Regions from separate parts of the Homo sapiens genome. Here region 1 is linked to region 2. The links are chromatin loops, found by intact Hi-C in ENCODE. Cell type or tissue: Caco-2. All regions are shown on one strand. Each heading gives the region's core, and the rest is flanking DNA. Links, peaks and the distances in the headings are about the cores only.

The links. Peaks named below come from ENCODE experiments on the same cell type or tissue, not always from the same donor. Only the 100,000 strongest peaks of a DNase experiment are listed, where the experiment ranks them.
Region 1: a loop joins it to region 2, with 2.7 times the contacts of the local background. A loop is called at or near these places in 2 of 110 quality-filtered maps.

The regions. Positions count from the first base shown.
Region 1 is chr3:24,388,946-24,398,498 of GRCh38, reverse strand. All of the region lies in intron 1 of THRB (thyroid hormone receptor beta), which reads left to right. Among named protein-coding and RNA genes, the nearest start is that of THRB-AS1, 100 kb to the left of the region's middle. RefSeq lists an enhancer at 1,725-2,290. In Caco-2, for the core only: no CTCF peak of the experiment used is centred there; no DNase peak of the experiment used is centred there.
Region 2 is chr3:24,491,657-24,501,209 of GRCh38, reverse strand. It overlaps THRB (thyroid hormone receptor beta), which reads left to right and starts at 6,360. Exons shown (of 11, transcript NM_001354712.2): 1 at 6,360-6,558. It overlaps THRB-AS1 (THRB antisense RNA 1), which reads right to left and starts at 7,123. Exons shown (of 2, transcript NR_046244.1): 1 at 6,719-7,123; 2 at 1,199-1,678. RefSeq lists a silencer at 4,377-4,582. In Caco-2, for the core only: CTCF peaks have their summits at 4,444 (motif pointing right) and 5,988; DNase peaks (open chromatin) are centred at 4,459, 5,599, 5,969, 6,379 and 1 weaker place; H3K4me3 peaks cover 3,653 bases.

The sequences.
Region 1 (9,553 bases), core at 1,039-9,038, 100 kb after region 2:
GATGGCCAGTGATGATGAGCATTTTTTCATGTGTCTGTTGGCTGCATAAGTGTCTTCCTTTGAAAAGTGTCTGTTCATATCCTTCGCCCACTTGTTGATGGGGTTGTTTTTTTCTTGTAAATTTGTTTGAGTTCTTTGTAGATTCTGGATATTAGCCCTTTGTCAGATGAGTAGATTGCAAAAGTTTTCTCCCATTCTGTAGGTTGCCTGTTCACTCTGATGGTACTTTCTTTTGCTGTGCAGCAGTTCTTTAGTTTAATTAGATCTTTTGGGGTCATTTTCAATGACCTAGGTTTCTGATTGCCCACATTTTCCCTCTTCTATGCTTCTTTGCCCCACCTCAATCCATTTTTTTAAAAAATGAGAGTTAATTACTGGTATTTACCAAGTATTTTCAGTCTGTCTATTCAACATCATTATGTCCATTGATACATAAGCAGTTATAGTATAAGATAGAAGATACTTTTGGCTTTGAATTATTGTTTTGTTGTATATTTTTACTTTCTTGCAGAGGCTACAATTACAATAGCTTGACAACTAGAGAGAATTCTTCGGTCTGACGCCACCAGTAGAGGGATTTCTCTCTATGTGTTATGTGGGCTGTTTCCCTCAGCAGCTGGTTTGTTCTGACCAGATGAGCTCCACTTCCCTCTTTGAGAAGGCCGAGGTGGGTGGATCACAAGGTCAGGAGTTTGAAACCAGCCTGACCAACATAGTGAAACCCCGTCTCTACTAAAAATACAAAAAAATTAGCCAGGTGTGGTGGCAGGTGCCTGTAATCTCAACTACTTGGGAGGCTGAGGCAGGAGAATCGCTTGAACCCAGGAGGCAGATAGCACCACTGCACTCCAGCCTGGGCGACAGTGTGACACTCTATCTCAGAAAAAAAAAAAAAAAAGACTTGCTAAAGGTGCTAAGATGTGCATTCATGCAGGGGCCAGCTTGATTGTCTATGTTAATGCTAATAAAAATTACTCTGTGACTGCAAGGAACATATGGCTTCTTGGCTTACACAATATTGTGTGCTAAAGGATGAAAGAGCAAAAGACGGAAAAAACGTTTTTTAGGTATGTGCTGATGGATGATGGAGTTTTATGTTATGAGTCTGGTTTCAGAAACTTGGAGCAAATCTCTAAGCAACTATATGGCCAAGTTACATATCACATCAATGGCAATAATTTGTTTTGATGGGCCCCTCTGGGGTGTCTATTTCAAACTAATCTTCAAAATTTTTCTCTTGCAAACCCAGTGTTTGTAATCTTCCAAGATGCTCTTTTTGCCCTCAGTTCATAATGTTTTATTCCACTTGTTTAAAAATTCATCAGAGCTGACTTTTTATTATATTAACAACATCTGAATGTTTTAAAATATTTTGTCTTTTTATGTCACTAAACTGAATTTAAATGATAATATCTATGCTGAGTTCTAATTGTTTCCCTGGGTCCTGACTTTTAGACTGGGGAGCATACTGTTTTCATTTCTTAAGTCACATAAACTGGTATTTGAATTTCCAATTGTGCTTAAGAATAGCAAAAAAAGAACTGGTAAATTTTTTAAAAGAATGCAGTTGGTCATTCAACATTTTTATATCTGGTATTGATAGCCAGGAAAGCACTAGACACAGCTTCCACTTTCGTTGTATCCAATGCATTGCATTTTCCCAGCATTAAATTTATAGTTGTGAAACTTTGGGATTTTAAACGAAAAGAACCAAAGTGAAACTCCTCAAGTAATTAGATAAATGCTTTGGTTCTGTGCATTTTATTTCAAAACACCTTTTTGAACACTGCTTTACAAAGATTTCAAAGAAAGAGCCATGGAAGCCTAAACACACAGGTTACTTGTGAAAACAGAGGAAATCGGAGGCCCTAGTTTAGAGCGCTCACCCAGTGGTGCATAGTTTCTTTCCAGGAAAGGAGGTGCAGTGTCTTCTCACAAGTGTTGGTCTCTACTATAGAGTGGCCCTGCAGGTGACAATTAGCATCACAGTGAAAACTGGCAAGAGTTGGAGGCAACACCTCACTTCAAAGATGTCATCTATTGAAACACTAGGCAGAAACACCCACAGAGTGAAGTGAATACTGTGGCATTTTACCCCTTGAAAGGAACTCAGTGTTTTCACCGTTGGCCAAACGTTGTAATCACCTGCACAAAGAAAAAATGTCTGGGTTCTACCCACAGAGATTCTGATATAACTGGTCTAGGGTATGGCCCAGGCATTGGGATTTGAGAAATGCCCCAGATGATTTTAAGGGGCAGCCGTAGCTGAGAACTAAGGTCTATAGTGAGGTATGTGGGTGTGTGTATATATAGAAAAAATATATATATGCCTATATATATATATATGCCTTGTGGAGATACAATTCACATACCATACTATTCACTCATTAAAAGTGTACATTCAATGGTTTTTAGTGTATTCACAGAATTGTGTCACCATCACCACAATCAATTTTACATTTTCATCACCTCAAAAAGAAATCCACTAGCAGTCAGTCCCCATTTCTCCCACTCTACCTCTAGGCAACTACTTATCTACTTTCTGTCTGTATACAGTTGCCCATTCTGGATATTCCATATAAACGGAACCATATAATTCTACATTTTGTTTACCCATTCACCAGTTGGTGGATATTTGAGTTGCTCTAACTTTTTGGCTATTATGAATAATACTGCTATAAACATTCATGTACAAGTTTTTTTGTGGGCATACATTTTCATTTATCTTGGATATATATCTAGGAGTATAATTGCTGGATCATATGGTAGCTTTATGTTTAACTATTGGAGAAACTGCCAGACTGTTTTCCAAAGTGGTTGCGCCATTTGCATTCCCTTCACCAGCATATAAGGGTTCCAATTTCTCTACATCCTTGCCAACACTTGTTTTTATCTTGTTTTGATGATAGCCATTCTAGTGGGTGTGAAATGGTATATCGCTGTAGTTTTGATTTGCGTGTACTGCAAATCAAGTTGAACGTCTTTTTATGTGCTTTTTGCCCACTTGTTTATCATCTTTGGAGAAACTTCTAATTTAGATCCTTTGCCTATTTTCCAATTGGATTATTCGTTTTATCATTATTGAGTTATAATAGTCCTTTACGTATTTTAGATACAGATTTCTTATAAGATATATGATTTTCAAATATATTCTTCTCTTCTGTGGGTTGTCTTTTCACTTTCTTGAAGGCCTTCACTGAAGCACAAAAGTTTTAATTTTGAAGAAGTCAAATTTTATATTTTCTTTGTTGCTTGTGCTTCTGGTGTCATATCTAAAAAAAGCTTTGCATAACCCAAGGTCATGAAATTTTTCTCCTGTATTTTCTTCTAGGAGTTTTATAGTTTTAGCCCTTACATTTAGGTTTATAATCCATTTTGAGTTAATTTTTCCATATGACATGAGGAAGGGTTCCAGCTTCATTCTTCTGCATGTGGATATTCTAGAGTGAGTTTTTAAAATAGCCTCCTCATCAATGTGACAAACTTCATGGGGCATGGCTCATGAGGCATCTATGCCAATAATAAATTTCCAGAGAGTTCCAGCTTCCTTCTGCTCTCTGCCAGAGTGTCTATACACTGGTATAAAGTCTAAACACACACTTGGAGCTACCAACAAACACATTTACATAGTCTCTATTTAGTAAGCTGAGGTTTCTCTGCTTGCAGGGGGACACTTAGGAATTAAGTGAAGCGTGATATCAGGCATTAAAGGTTTTCAAAGGAATTGTTCTTCCTTTATTGCACGAATCCACACAAATACATTTAAACTACAGTGTGTGACCTGTGAGTCAGGAAGTGCCTTGCTGAATGCTGTGGTGCTATTTGATGATGTTTCATTGCTTTCTGCTCCTGCCTGTTTGAGTGAGGAAAGACCCTTCCTGAAATTTTTGAGTCAGAAGTTACTTCTAGGAAGGTTATGACATTTTCTTCTCTGAAACTGCTTAAAAGCAGACGAAGCATCCCTCCAAAAAGTCCAAAGTAGAGATGTATGATCCATACCCAATGTTCTGTGCTGCTGTAGGGAGGTGGCAGGTAGGATTAGAAACAGTTCCCCAGGAAGTAGGGAAACCCTCATCAGCCAGGCCACCAGATGGAGAGCCCAAGTCAAGGAATAAGTCAAGTTCTTTCCTCTCTTTAGCTCTAAAAGTACTGGCTCTCACTCAGGTAGATTTGTCTTTCACAAATGGCCTCTGTACTTCTCTAATGTCCTTCTGCACTCCTGGCTTAAGAGGGGCACATTAATATATACTCTAAGAGACTATGTTGAAACTTCTCTCACATCCCATAAAGGCTCTGGGCAAATACTCTTTTACCTCAAGAAACAAGCAAGGAAAATAGGCACAGAATTTTATAGATCTGAGTTCAAATCCTGGCCCCACCACACAACCTCGATTATTTTCAGTGAATTGTTTAACTTCTTTGAGCCTTATCTTCCCTTTCTATGATATAGAAATAAAAATATCTATTGAAGATCATTGTGGGATTAACTGAGAAAAACAAATGTAAAATTCCTGGACCAAGTTGGGAGCTCAATATATTTTATTCCTCCCTCCCTTTCAATACCAAAGGAGATATGGTGGACCCCCAGTTTCAAACCTCATTTTTTCAGTCTTGAATTCAAAGATTTTAAAAGGCCATTAGCAAAAATGGACATTGGATTTACCACTGGACACATCAGATCCATCTCCTACATTATTCTGTTCCTTAAGTGGTTGTAAAGTCTTCATTCTTTGGCAGAGGATAGGACCTCACCTTTTGGGGTCTTCCTGCCACCTTAAGTAAAACATTGCTACTGTCCATGACTTTGCTGATACGTCAGCATTTCAGTGAAGTACCCAGCTGTTTAAAACAGCAGGTATTTATTTTCTTTACTGTGAATATGCAAGGATGAAATGTAGCTGCCTGTTTTTGGAAACGCTTTCTTGGTCTATGTCATTTGGTTAGGTTAAGCAATGGAATGTATTGTGACCTTGGTCTGTGCCCTGACCTCTCCCAGGTGCCCCTAGAACTTGTTTATGCAGATATTTATGGGCCAAGAAGCTGAACCTAAGCCCAAACTCCCCTCAGCTACTTTTCTGTGAAAGGTTAATTGTTCAGCAGGAGTATTTATGTGACTGGAAAAAGGCTTTGAGCAAGACGAGTGTGTAAAACTCTGTTCAGCAGAAGTTACTGCAAGGAGTGATGGGATCTGGCATGGTTCTTTGAGTGATAGTGGGTATTCAGTCGTCTTAAGGACTTCCATTGCCATGATATAAAAATAACTGATCTTCTCTTTCATGGGCCTCCCTGAAATGTTCTGCAGATTATGATGTAAAATAACAAGCAAGGCAGGGAAGGACTTCCTTCCAAGGACAATGTATAGATTCAATTAGTGACATCTGTGTTATTTGTATTTGTATGGAACTAAGTCCAGTTGTTTTCCACAGAAAAAAACTCAGAAGTCTGCTTGATGATGTGTCAAAAATTGGGAACAACACATTTGAAAACTACAAACAAGTAAGCATGAAAAAGGGAAATTAATTCAATAGCATTTATTTTTATTAGGTCACATTATTATATATGTCCTTTTAAAAAACTTTCTGGGTATAAATAGAGATAATAAAAAGTAGAATAAAGTACTTATTCCCCATATCAAAAGAGGAGAATAGAGGTACATATAAATTCCAAGCAGTATATGTTCTAAATCTATGAAAATCCTTTCAGGAATTTGGCCTGGTATATATAAATCTAAACATATAAGTACAAATGTTACTCATATAACTATAACTATGTAAAGACTAAAATACTTGATTTTGAAATGCAGTCAGTTATAGCCTAAGACATTTAAATACACTCCCCGTTTCTGCTGAGGTCAACACATCCCCTTGAGAAGTGTAGGACTTGGCTTTATCATGGGAGAAAAGAATCCATGAAGAGTAATTTGAGGATGACTTACAGTTGAATATAACTTTAAATTTTTTAGGTGAAGTCCATAGTTTTACTTAAGTTGGTTAAGGGGTGCAAAAATACAGTTATATAGAAGGAATAAGTCCTAGTGTTTGATAGAATAGCAGGGAAATTATAGTTAACAATAGCTTATTGTATATTTTTAAATAGGTAGAAGAGTTGTAATGTACCCATCACAAAGAAAATATAAACCTTTGAGGTGATGGATATCTCAATTACCCCAACTTGATTATTACACATTGTCTACAGGTATCAAAATATCACATATACCCCAAAAATATGTATCAACATCAATAGAAAAACAGAATTCTCGATAAAACCTAGAATTTTCATCTGGGAAAAAAATAGCCAAACCCTCAGTAAATTAAACCATAATAAAATGTTAAATATTTTCCCCAGACTTGGAAGTAATATAATGGTGGTTTCCAGTTTAAACAAAACCTTATGTGTAGTTGTAAGATTCAATAAAAAGATGCACATAAAAGTGCTTTGGAAATGGCAAAATTCTCAGCGGGGTCGCCACCATGAGGGCAGTAGAACACAGAAGAAAGTAGCGTTGCTTTGGAGCCAGATTGTGAGCATGCCAATTTCAGCATGGCTGCCCTGTGCGAATTATGTAGCCTCTCTGTGTGCCAGGATCCACATCTCTAAGATGTGAACCATAATAATTCCCATTACCGCTACGAAGAGTAAGTCAGTTAGTACATGTAGAATTCTGAGGACAGTTTCTGGCACATGGAAAGTGCTCAAGCAATAATGGTGATGATGATGACAATGATGGGGCAGTTGTATTTGGGGGAAAAGGAGAGGACAGAGGAAGTATTCGATTTTGAAAATGGAGGACGGACCAGCTGACCCAATAAGCTTAAAGAGGAGTAAACAGAATAATAGAAATTAATTAGGTTTGGAATTTAAATGGAAATGAATGCCCTGTTTATACGTATATTCTAAACTGAGATAAGTGTCTTTCTTGGTACTGGCAGAAATATTATTAGCAACATTTACCATTGTTTAAAAATAAAATATTTTGAACAATCATTACACATATACTATGGAGCCATGAAGATTCTAGTTTCAAAACTAAGTTTAACAAGGAATAACTGTCTCCAGATTTAATAGCAAGTATCATAAAGATTATGAGATGATGATGTAGGAGAGTAAACGTTTTCATTGCCACAAATGTGGGATGACAGCATGATTCAAGACTGGTAGATAAAACAAGGTGACTCTAAGGAGAAAGAGACAACTCTCCACAAGACCTTTTCTGTAGCTGAATTATAATTATTCTTTTATGCTTTTGACCATATTTTACCACCCATGTTCTAAAACAGTGGCTAAATGTTCCATACTGAGAAACCAGAACCACCTGGGTCTTACCTTCTTGTGGCCATGATGCACATCCCTGAGCAGCCATATTGCTCTCCAAAGAAGTTTCCCAAGACCAACCTGCTTCCCCTGCTCACCTGTCCCAAGGGCACCACTGCTCCTTCTGCCAGACTGCACAGTGCACCTGCACTCTGCCTGTGATGCAGGCTGGGAGAAATGGACCCTGAAAAGATTCAGCTTTGCTTTTTCACCAGCTGAGGGAAATTGTCTGCAGGGCTGCCTTAGATCTGCCAAAATCATCCCAGCAATACCTGGCAAAAGCCCAAGATGTGAGTTATTCATACTAAAAATGGAGAATTGGGGCCAATATTCTACCTATGAGTTTTTAATTCCAAGAATTTAAAAATAATATTATATATATATATATATTTTTTTTTTTTTTACAAAGTAAAGATTGGGAAGCAGCTGGGCATCAGGCTGAGAGGCTGGCTAAAAAGAAAACAGCTGTGTTGGTCTTAAGTCTGAGCTGACTACAATAACTCTTGATTTCTTTGAACCTTGAACCTGAGGATTCAAGGCCATAAAGCAAAGCTACCAAGTGTTGACTTATCTGATTCCTTGTGAGACATACAGAGTAGAGTTGGTTGTTAAGCCATCTTTAAATGGAAAGTGTTACAGAAATGCTTATAATAATAAAAGGCTAATTATAGCATTTTCCCAAGTTGTGGGATTACTATAATGGGAATGATGGCACATGCAAGACCTAACACATTTATCAAAGAGCTGGCGGGATGTCTACAAAAGTAAATATTATATATGCTGATATGTCATGTGCTGATCAACATAGTAAGTCTAGCTGGACAGCTGCTTTAGTTTAAGATAAGCAAAGCAAGCATAGGAGTGTTCGAAAACCACTTATGCTCCGGTGAATATACCTAAAGTGTGTTTCAGCTGGAGAGTGGGGATTGGGAGAGGGCTCATGCCTCTTTATATCTTCACAGTACCTTATAATTATAAAGTGCCTAGCATTCTGCCTAGCACCTAGTAGCTGATCAATGAATCATTGCCTTTTTCCCCCTTCCTCTGGCATGTTGTCATCAGTGGGAGATGGCTTATGGGTAGGGGTATGGGGAGCTTTGAGTACCAAGAGCACATGGTCTAAAGCAGTGGGTTTGCTATACAAATATAGCCTTGAGACATCTCTGGTTCCTCCTTCCTAGCAGATTGTCCCCTCTGTCACACCTACGAAGACATTTTTATACTGTCATTGGCTACCTTTTATTCAGTGAGTGCTCCACAAATACCTGTTGATTCAACTGCATCTCTTGTGGACATTTATGGCACTTCAAGACTGTGGTTGCCTTTAGTGACTGCCACTGAACAGATTCCTGCTTGTTGAGTATTGCTTATTGCTGAAGCTATTTTTATAAGCACTGCCAAAAGCCTTTAATCCTCTGTCAGTTGAGTGTATCTTTTGGGTTGTTTTTGTTGTTACAGCTAACCTTTTGGCAGAGAATGGGGCAGACAAAAAAAAAGGGGGGGAATTGAGATAGGAAGCAGTTTGTAGAAAGATCCTTGGAAAAACCCTTTCCCCCAAATTACATTTTGCATTCCATTAGAGAACAACAGATTAAAAACAAAGCACAAATCTCGCTGAGAACCTGAAAGGCAAGTTTCAGCATGAGTGAATTTTTAACAGCCTTGAAGGAGGGGGTTAAAATGAAATTCTGACAACCTTAACTACATTTCTTTCTTAAAGCGTTGCTATAATAATAAAAGGTGAAATGTCAGCAGTCACATATTATTCTGTCTAACAATAGTTTATAATTTTTACTCTGTGGGAGCACTTGCCCTTTTATAGTCTCAACTCTTGCGTTTTGACTGACTGCCCAAGGACAGCAATTACTTAAGCCATTTACCTACACACCGGCAGCACAGCCAAGACCTGCTCTGCATTGCTAAGTTCTCCAGGGATTTGCTCTTGGGGACTTCAGTCAGTAAAGGAATTCTATGATATGAGCTACTTACTACCCCTGGGGTTTCAACCACTCCAAAAATCTGTATTCATCCCTACACCTTGAAAACACACTGCTGGCTATGCTTTCTGCGAAGGAGAGATCAGCTTCTTTCTGTGCGTCAGGAAAACATCTTCAAACATCCAAATAGTCACACAGTCTCCTTCAGAATATTGCAGAAGAATAGATACTACTCAGTTATCACAAAGTAGAGATGGGAGTTTTCTATTAAAATTTTATTCACTTAGCAAGCATGATTAGAACAG
Region 2 (9,553 bases), core at 618-8,617:
AAATCTGCATAATGAAAACTCAATCCTTTCTTGTACTAGCTGTAGATTTGTTTGCCTCAAATGTATCATTTATAGAAGTTCAAAATATGTTCTACAGTTGTGTTTGTAGGAGCTATGACTAGCATTTTACGCAATACTTTGTAAACAGGATAAGGCAAGTTTATTTGTGAAAGAGAGCTATAATATATGAAAATAGGAGGTGTCACTAAGACCCATCTTGCCCTCAAATTGAGAATTTCATTTAAAATAACTGACAAAGGCAAGCAAATCTGAAGTTATGACTGTCACTTCAGATATGACTCATTCAGGGATTTTAAGGATCTGAAAATAGCCCATAATCATAGCATTTTATTATATGTGTTGTTATATCTAGATATATTAAAGTTTATTCCATGAAAATGAGTAAGATTTACCTCATTCCCTTCCTTTAAAAAAGGATATTTTCCCCAAATATTTAACAATTACATTTCCATTTTTGATGCATATAAGCATAACTCAAAAAGGAAGGACACTGAATTGGCATGTTTTGGGAAGATGTGTCTTGAACCACTAGATTTCTTTTGTGATTGACAAAGAATTTAACAATATACTGTACTTCTGTGCACTCACAGTGAACATAGGTTATTACAGTCCAATTAGCAATTACTCAGCATGTCTTAAACCTATCTTTCAAACAGCTGAAAAGTAAGATTTAATCTGGAAATGTTTTGGTATTCTTACCTTCCTTTCAGCCATTCACCTTTTTCTTGATATACTTTAATTTATCAGCATCTTCATTTTTACATAGGCTTTAATATGTAGCTTAGTTCATAAAAATGATTTGCAGCTGCAGGCAGAGCTTGTAATTGCTACATAAGGCAACGGTAGTTTTGAATATTGATCATTTTGAGCTTTAATAGAATAACTCAGATAAATATATGACCATCAATTTCACTCCTATGCATATGCCCAGGAGATATGAGTGCGTGTACCACAAAAATAATTGTTCAAGAATGTTCATAGCTGCTTCATTTGTCATAGTCCCAAATTGGAAACAACCCAAATGTCCATCAATTGGAGAATGAATAAACAAATTGTGGCATATTCATATAACGTAATGTCAAACAGAAATTTTAAGAGAACAACTTTCTAATCCACACAATAATGTGGATTCACCTCAAAAACATTGAGTGAAAGAAACCAGACACAAGAGAAAACACACTGTATGATTCCATTTATATGAAGTATTTTCTATGTTGTTCTGGGAGGTGATTATACAGGGGCATGAACATGTAAAAATTCATTGAACTGAACATTTAGGTTTTATCTATTTTACTGTACTAAATTACACATCAACTTAAAAAATTATCACTCTGAACATTTATAGCCCAACATTTTGCTTTGAGCCTATATTCATATTAATGCATTTAGGTCTACTTTATTCTTTTACCTGTATTTATTTAAGGAAAAGATTATTTATGCTGTGATAGAGTTTGGCCCGGCTGACAGGTGTGTTAAGGGAGCACCAATTACTGCAACAAATCAACACTTGCCTTTCAGTGACTTAACACAAAAGAAGTTGATTACTTTTCTCGGTAATAGTTCAACATGAGTGCTCTAGTTCTCCTCCACATGGTGGTAAAAGACTCTTCCAGATTGTGGCTTACTAGTTCCCGCCCAGGGCCTCAGAATCTTCTACCTGTAGTTGGAAAACAAGGTAAGAGAATGTGATTAGGGAGTTTTCTAGCCAATGACATAACATGTTTTCTTTAGGGCTCTTCTGATCGTCCCGGTGCACAGTAGTTCCTTAAATGAAGGGCTAGAGAGATGTCTCATGACTGCCAGAACATGCTCACCTTTTCCAGCCTCATGTGCCTATCCAATAACTCCTTGTGTTGCATGCAGGTAGCATGATGAGCTGGTTAAGAGTATACCCTCTGTCACCCAGTACCCAGGCCTGAGCTTGAGCAGATTATTTGATCTTCCTAATTTTTAACATCTGGAAAATGAAGTACATAATAATACTGTTTCACAGGGTCCTCTGGCAAACTTTAAAAGATGTATGAAATATTTAGGACAGTACGTAAAACATAATACATGTCTAATACATGTTAGCTATGTTATGTACTCCTTGCTATAACCAGCCATGCCAGCATGTCTACTGCATCTCCAACATGCCCTATGCTTCTACCACAATAAAGGATCAAGTTTTTTCCCCATGGCCAGCTTCATGGGCATGTGATCTGGACAGCTGCATACAACCCATGCTGGGAAGGGCTTGGTGCTTGAGGCCTGGCACTTCATTTAATGCTCTGTTGTCACCGTAATGAAATTCCTAATAATTTTATCTTTGAACTTTTGTTTTGTAAATGAAGGCTGATGGGACAATGGAGCATGTGCATGAACAGAGGAAATACAGATAACATGCATAGCTGCTGCCATTCTTTACTTGTTCCACTCACACATAGCATTCTTGTTGCCCCATAAGCACAGAATCCCTGTGGGCACACAATGTGTGGGAGTTCTGCAAAACTCAAATTGAGTATGAGGTAAGCATGTCACATCAATGACTAAGTGAGGACACTGACAACCCCAAAATGGGGTTTGCCACGCTTTCCATTCCAACCAAAGCCTGATTTGAATGCAAAAAGAAGGTAACAACCAAGGAAACTTTCTCTGTCTTTTCTTATGTTAATACTTCTCTGTAACCACTTAGTTTGAAAATGATGACATAGAAGGAAAGAGAAAGATAAGGCAACCTATAGTTCCTTTTCCTTTCTGGTCTCCTTTATTCAAAAGTAAGCCAAAGGCAGAGTGTTGGTAAAAACGGGCATATATCAAGATATGAAATAAAAAAGTTAGTTTTGTGCTGTGAATTAGAGTGTACTTGAATTAGATAATTTTGACCCTGTCATCTTCCCCAAGAAGCTGTCTTTCCTGAAGGGTTGGAGTTCTTACCCAGCTGCTATGGACCAGAATCACTGGAGCCCTCATAGAAAAAATAAGTTCCAAGAACTAACAATGAACAGACAGAAGCAGAATCTCCAGGGCTAGGTCAGGTGGCTGCACAGCCAGCTTGAGAAGTAGCTGAATAAGCAAAACAATACCAGGGGTTCCAGTCCCAATACTCCCTGGCAAAATGTGGTCCATCTTTGATGGATTGGTTCAAGTGCCACCATTTTCCATGAAATCTTCCCTGATTTTTCCCTCCCCTCACGCCCACGTCTCTAACTCCCTGACCCCAAATCCTTCACTATATATTAATTATCTTTGACATCTAGGACATTCTAACTTGAACTTTGCTTCTCTGAAAAGACTCTGGTAACACTGAGGGCATAGCAGGGCAGGGACTAGGTTTAGGCAAGTGAGGCACTCATCCCTGGTGTGAAATTTAAGGGGATGCCAAAAAAGAAAAAAAAAAAAGCCTCAGTAAATCAGGAGAAATATTTTAATGCACTATTTTAAAAATCAAAATTAATGCAACAATTATTCATGATGAACAATACATCAAAATTTTAAATAAAGGCAGGCTCAGACCCTGCACTTGTATCACTGGCCTCACTCACTTCTGCCCAATCCGAGCCCTATGAGGTTCTGTTTCATTCATTTTCTTACACCAGTAGTTGCTAAATAAATAAATATATGAATGAATTGCTTTCTTGAACTGAGTCATCAGCTTAAAGGTATAGATCCTGGTAATGAGGATGTCTATGGTGAAATATGGGAATGGGTCCTGGAAACAGCCTTGGTGTGCCCTCTCAAGTCAGCTGGAACACATGACCACATAATCTAAAGTTTGAATAAATGTTCTTCCTTCAATCAAGTCATCATGACATTCTCCTCCATTGTCCTACCTTGTGTAAAACCAGAAAAATAAATGACATGATCTCTTGGTAACCCTTCTTTACCATCATCATGCAGCCTGTAGGACAGCCCTCAGAGGTCCTGTTCAAAATGGAACCCTAGTAGTTCACGTTATCATTAACATTGCAGTAAAACTGCCCTCCCCCATTGTTGTAGAACATTGTTACTACCACAGTCTCATGGATTGTTTGAATAATGCCACGCCCTTTATTTATTTCATGCTTTAATTGGCTCATTTCTGAATTTTCTGGGCAAAATGAGATCAGAAAGACAAAGCCCTTGAACAAAGAGAAGCAACAGTTTTTGTTACATTTCATTTTGTCCTCTGTATGTCTCCTTCTTAAATAATTTAGCTCCAAGTTATACTCAGGAAGAGAAAAAAATTAAAAGTTCCAGTAGGCCGAGAAGCCCATGATCCACCGTGTTGAAGGAAGATTTGCTTCACCTCACCACCCCCCAACCCCCTCCCGCCCCCCCGCGGTAATACTAAGCTGTTCACACGCTGTGAAGAAGACCCGAAGACTAGGTTGTCAACTGTTGGGGCCTACCTGCGCCAGACTTCTTCCTCAGTGGCCAGCTTTCTCACCCCCCGTTAGCCACCAGGGGGCCGCCTGCTTGGAACAAGTGGTGTAGACGCCACAGCTTTTCTCCAAACCAACCAAAACATTCCGGGGCAGCTTTGGAGCAAAGCCCAGGAACTTCCCTGCAAAGGAGAACAGCTCTCCAACTACAGAAGCCTGCAAGTCCTATGGTGCAGACTTATTAAGAGTAGAGAAGAAAGCACGGACTTCTCACCGAGGACCAAAGGGAAATGGGGTCTCTGGGGCCTGCAACTTTCTTAAAAGTGCATCAGTGAAACCCTGCTTATCCAGCGGGGTGGTTGTTAATGCTGTCAGCAGGGGTGGGGGGCCTCTCACCCCTTTCCCTGGGACGCTCAGAAGAAGCGAGAATAAAACATACATGTCACTGGCTGGAAATCTAGAGAACCTTCCAATAAATAACCTATACATTGTCAGGCAGCTGAGGATCCATATCGTCATAACTCTATTATACTGCGTGTTACACGAATAGATGTGAATATTAAATTATGATGTCGGAATTATTTTAATACTGTCTATAAGAAATTAATTGTACTCTGTTGTCAAAGTAGTTTTGTTGCAACTATAGTTCCTTATTGACTACCTTTTAGCTGAGTGAGGACTCGGTATTTCCCAAGTATCCTTCTAGCTCAGAAAGCAAGTCTCTTCCTGGTCTCCAGGACTTAAGGTCGGGGGCATTTGAGAGACCTATATTTGCCCGGGAAAGATCTCTTGAAGAGTATACATTATTTTTGTCTTCCTGGTTTTATCTATACATTTCCAGGGCAAAGACAAATTAATAGGGCGGCCGTTCTGGGACCTGAGGAGTGTCTCAGCCCTGTACGCGCCTCTCCCACGATATGCATAATGGCGGTGGGGGCGGGGGTGTCCTCCTTAAGGGCAACCCAGGCACGTCCCAAACTTCCATTCGTGGGGTGGCCGTGGTGGTTAAGAGAGCTGCCAGATGGTCGGACCAGCGGAGGCCCCAAGAAGAGCCAGAGCGCCCTGTATTCCCGACACGCGCCACAAGTGGTTTAGGAGCGGAGGGAGGAGCGCTGCGGCACGGGTCGGGCCGGTCGGGCCGGGCAAAGAAGGCCGAGACGTGCTCCTGGAAGACTCGCCCTCCGGTCCCGGTGTCACTCGTTCCCCATTCTTTCCTCTTCTCCAACTAGAGTAATGACGCCCAAACCCGCACCTATGCGCGCAGGCAATCGGGTGGGTGGACGCGCGGCCACCAAACCCACAGCACCGTCACCAACCCTGGGAGGGCACGGCCGGGATTAGGAGGAGGGGGAGCGCCCACACCTGGGGAGGCAGGTGCGGAGGCGGCCGGCCCGGGGACCTCGAGTGCGTAGGACTCGGGGTCGGGGTCGGGGTCGGCAAGCCGGGCGCTGTGAGCGCGTCGGAGCGCTGGCCCGGAGCCTGGCAGGGGGCGTCTGTACCGGCTGGGCAGCCCGGGGCGGTGGCGATGGCTGGCGGCGGCGGCGGGGTGTGCGCCAGGAGGCCATTTCCTCGCTGCGCCCCTGGCGGAGCCGGGTTTGCCTGCTCTTGGCCGCCGCCGCCACCGCCGCGCAAGTCGGACAGCCGTGAGGGCTGGAGGGGAAACCAGGTCACCGGTTCGCAGACGCGGCGCGGAGCAGGCGCCCCGGGCCCGGAGTAAGACAGCGCCCGGGAAGCGGGCCGGGGCGGGCCGGGCACGCGGGGGACCCGGAGAGGCGGGGACTCTGGTGCCCCAGCCGCAGTAGCTTCCTACGCCTATAAAAGTGGAGAGACCGGGGAGGTGCGGCGCGGCCCTGGCTGCGGCCGCCTCTCTTCGCCCAAGGAGTTGACATTTTGCAGGACTCGCGCGACGCCCAGTCGCCGGCGCTCCCCGGGACCCCGCCGCCGGGAGGAGGGGGCGGAGGAGGGTGGAGACTGCGGGGCTTGGCCAAGGAAGGCGCACATCCTCGGGCGGGCGGCCGTGACGCGGCGGGGATTAACTTTGCATGAATAATGTGAGTGCGCTTGGAAAAGAGACCTCCTGCTCCGCGGGCTCGGGGCAAGAGCCCGCAGGCTACCTTCCCCGGGCAGGGGCGCTCAACCCAACCGGCTCCAGGGCACTGGTAATTTGGCTAGAGGACCGCGCGGAGGCAGCGGGGTGAGAGGAGGAGGGGGCGACAGTTCCAACTGTCCACAGGGTGGGCGGGATGGTGACGGAGCGTCGCAAGAACCCGGAGGGGTGCGGGCGGCTAAGCCGAGCGCGCGCGGGCGGGCAGGCGGGTGAGCGTGGGTGGTGGGGGTGTCATCAGCCTGATTACCTGCCTCCGCGGGGCTTCTGCGCCCCGGATCTGGGAGGAGGTGCCCTCTCGTGTTCGGGCACCGCGCGGCGGCAGGCTGGGAGCTACGGAGTGGACAGTGGTGGAACAGGGTGGCCGGGCTCTGTTCCAATCGCAGCGGCTCTGTTCCTCAAACCCCAAGCCCAGCTGTTGACATGTTCCTTGTGAAATGGAGTTTGGCATCCTCAGCGCCGAACCCAGTGGAAGTTTCCATGATGAGGAAGTTGTGTGACATGGGGGTTCGGAAAAGGTTGGCAGGCCAGGGGGGAGGGTTAAAGGGACTGTGGGTCTCCCATCCCCCCTTTTTCGCCTGCCCCGGAACTCCCGGGCTTGGAAAGGAGAATTATCCTGGATGTTGGCGTGCGCCGTGGCCGGTGCCTGGCGACTGGGCTTCTCTCCGCCTCCTGGGGGCTTGGCGGGGATTTCGCTAGCCTCCTGGGTCGCGCTCCTTCGCTTTGCTTCTCTTGGCGCAGCATCTTCCTCTGGGTCTCCTCGAGTTGGTTGTGATACCAATTGTGCCAACTGTGTGACCTCCACCCCCTCGGAGAAGGACTCATTTGGGGGAATTTTCATTCTTAGTGGATTTTGCCCTTCTTAGCGGCAGTTGTCACTTTGGGGGAGGATTTCCCAATGACCATTGTGGGATTATTATTAGTGTTAATTCTTAAGCCTTCTTATTTATTTTAAGGAGGGGGAGGGAGAAAATGAGATGAATTTTTTTTAAATGTACAAGTTTCCCCAAATGGAAAATTTTAAAAGAAGGATCTAGAAACATAACAATTCATAAAGTGAGTCAAAGAAAGGAAAGAGTTTGCATGAACAGCCAAGTTCAGATTCTCCATTCTCCTTTGTCCACATAAATTTAGAATTTTTGAAGATTCAAACACTGTGTAATCAGTAAATATATTTGAAATACCTTCTTCCTCAGCACATTATTGGTCTTGGGTACTAGTGAGATTCAGTTTTAAAGACCTGTGTGGAAGTTCAAGAAATTAAGCATTCCTTGCACAGTGTATTAATATCAAGCACAGCAGTTTATATAATGATAAATGTATTAGGTAATGTAGACCTGTTGGGCAATCTTCACATTATTTGGCTTTAGTTTAGTATGCTTATTTAAATTGTAAGAATGTATAGCATGCAATGCACTGCAAAGAAATAAAAATTGCATTTTAACGTGTTCATGATTCATTCTGAATATTCAGTGACTGACCTGCTCCCCAATTCACTTCTGCTTAATTCTTTCTAATTCCGAAATCAGTCAGAGGCTAGGAAACAATGAAAAACGTGTTTCAGTGCAAAGTATTTTAAGCAGTTGATGTTTTTAGGATGTTTTCATGCCAGGTGGCTAAGTGTTTTAATTGAGTCAAACAGAAATCCAGTACCAAGTGATTTGTTTGGAGTGTTTTATACAAAGACATTGGTGAACGATCATTTATAATTTGAGCATGTTAAAGAAATACTAACAGAATCTATTTTTACCTGATCTCAGAGGTTTATTATATATTGGAAGTGAGACCATCTGCTAGTAAATACAGTTTGGCTTTATTTTATAGCCAGTGAAAAATAAATAATACTGAGTATAGCTACAGAACTGGTTTTTTAAAGTGAAATAATTCCTGTTGGCATTACAATGCAAAGGTATACTTTTATTGACATTGGAATATTGTTACATAAAGCAACTGACATTATGTAGAGGAATGAATATTCCATGTATCTCCTTTCAGTTTCTTTGTAGTAAATTCTGCCATAATTAGAGATGAATTAAGACAACTTTTTAATCCATTATCTTTGGGAAAGGTGATTTCTTAAAATCGCCTTAAAAGCAGAGAAAGCTGTGGATTCCTTTCCTCTCCTGGGGTTTTTGCAGTTGTTTAAAGCATGAGTTGTGTGGAGCCACAAATGGTATTGCATGTTTCTTTTTTTAGTAAGCCCATCTTTTTGATGGAAATCAGAGTAAAGGTGATTGGTTTCTTCGCCCTGGTCTTCTCATTCTAGTGTAAGATTACGTGTCACCTTCTTAGAAAGCCCTTCCCTGACCACTTGAGCAAAGGCGGTCCCTCATTCCTTTTCAGACCCATCACACTGGTTTTTCTCTTTGTTTGTTTGTTTTGTTCTTCTTTTTCTTTCCTTTATTGTATTTGCAATCTGAATTGTTCATTTCAATTGATGCTTGTTGATCGCCTGTATCCTTGCCTAGAATATCGAATCCATGAGCACAGGACTCTTGACTGCCTCACTCACTCTTATTTTCCAGCATCTAGAACAATACTTGGCACACAGTAGGTGCTGGATAACTCTTTGGTGAATAAATTAATGATTGTGTCCAAATATTATGTTCTCAAAAATACCTGACTACACATCCTAAGTGGGTGCCAGTTGGGCATGCCAAGATCTATTCTGTGTGTGCATGTGTATGTGTGTGTTGCACACATTCCATGCTTATATGGTTCACTCTTTATTTTTCTCTCTCTCTCTTTCTTTTCGAAATAAAAGCTGGTCTTCCATTCTGTGTAGTGACAATGCAAAGAGCTATTTCTGCGAGTTCCTCCTAAGGGCATTTGCCTTGAATACATGGAAATCCTCAGCAGCAGAATTTTTCTGACATGTTACCTTGATCCCTGGAAGACATTGACCTTCAACTCCCTGAATTTCAGCAGAATCTTTATGAGTTCCAGAAGCATTGCCAGTGCTAAGAGTGAAATTCCAGGGACTAGACTTCACTGGGTGATGGCAGTGTCTTCTCACTCAGCAGGTCCTGGCAGTGCCTCTGGCAATGGCAGCCCTAAGTGGACCAACCAGTGCATGGTGGTACAA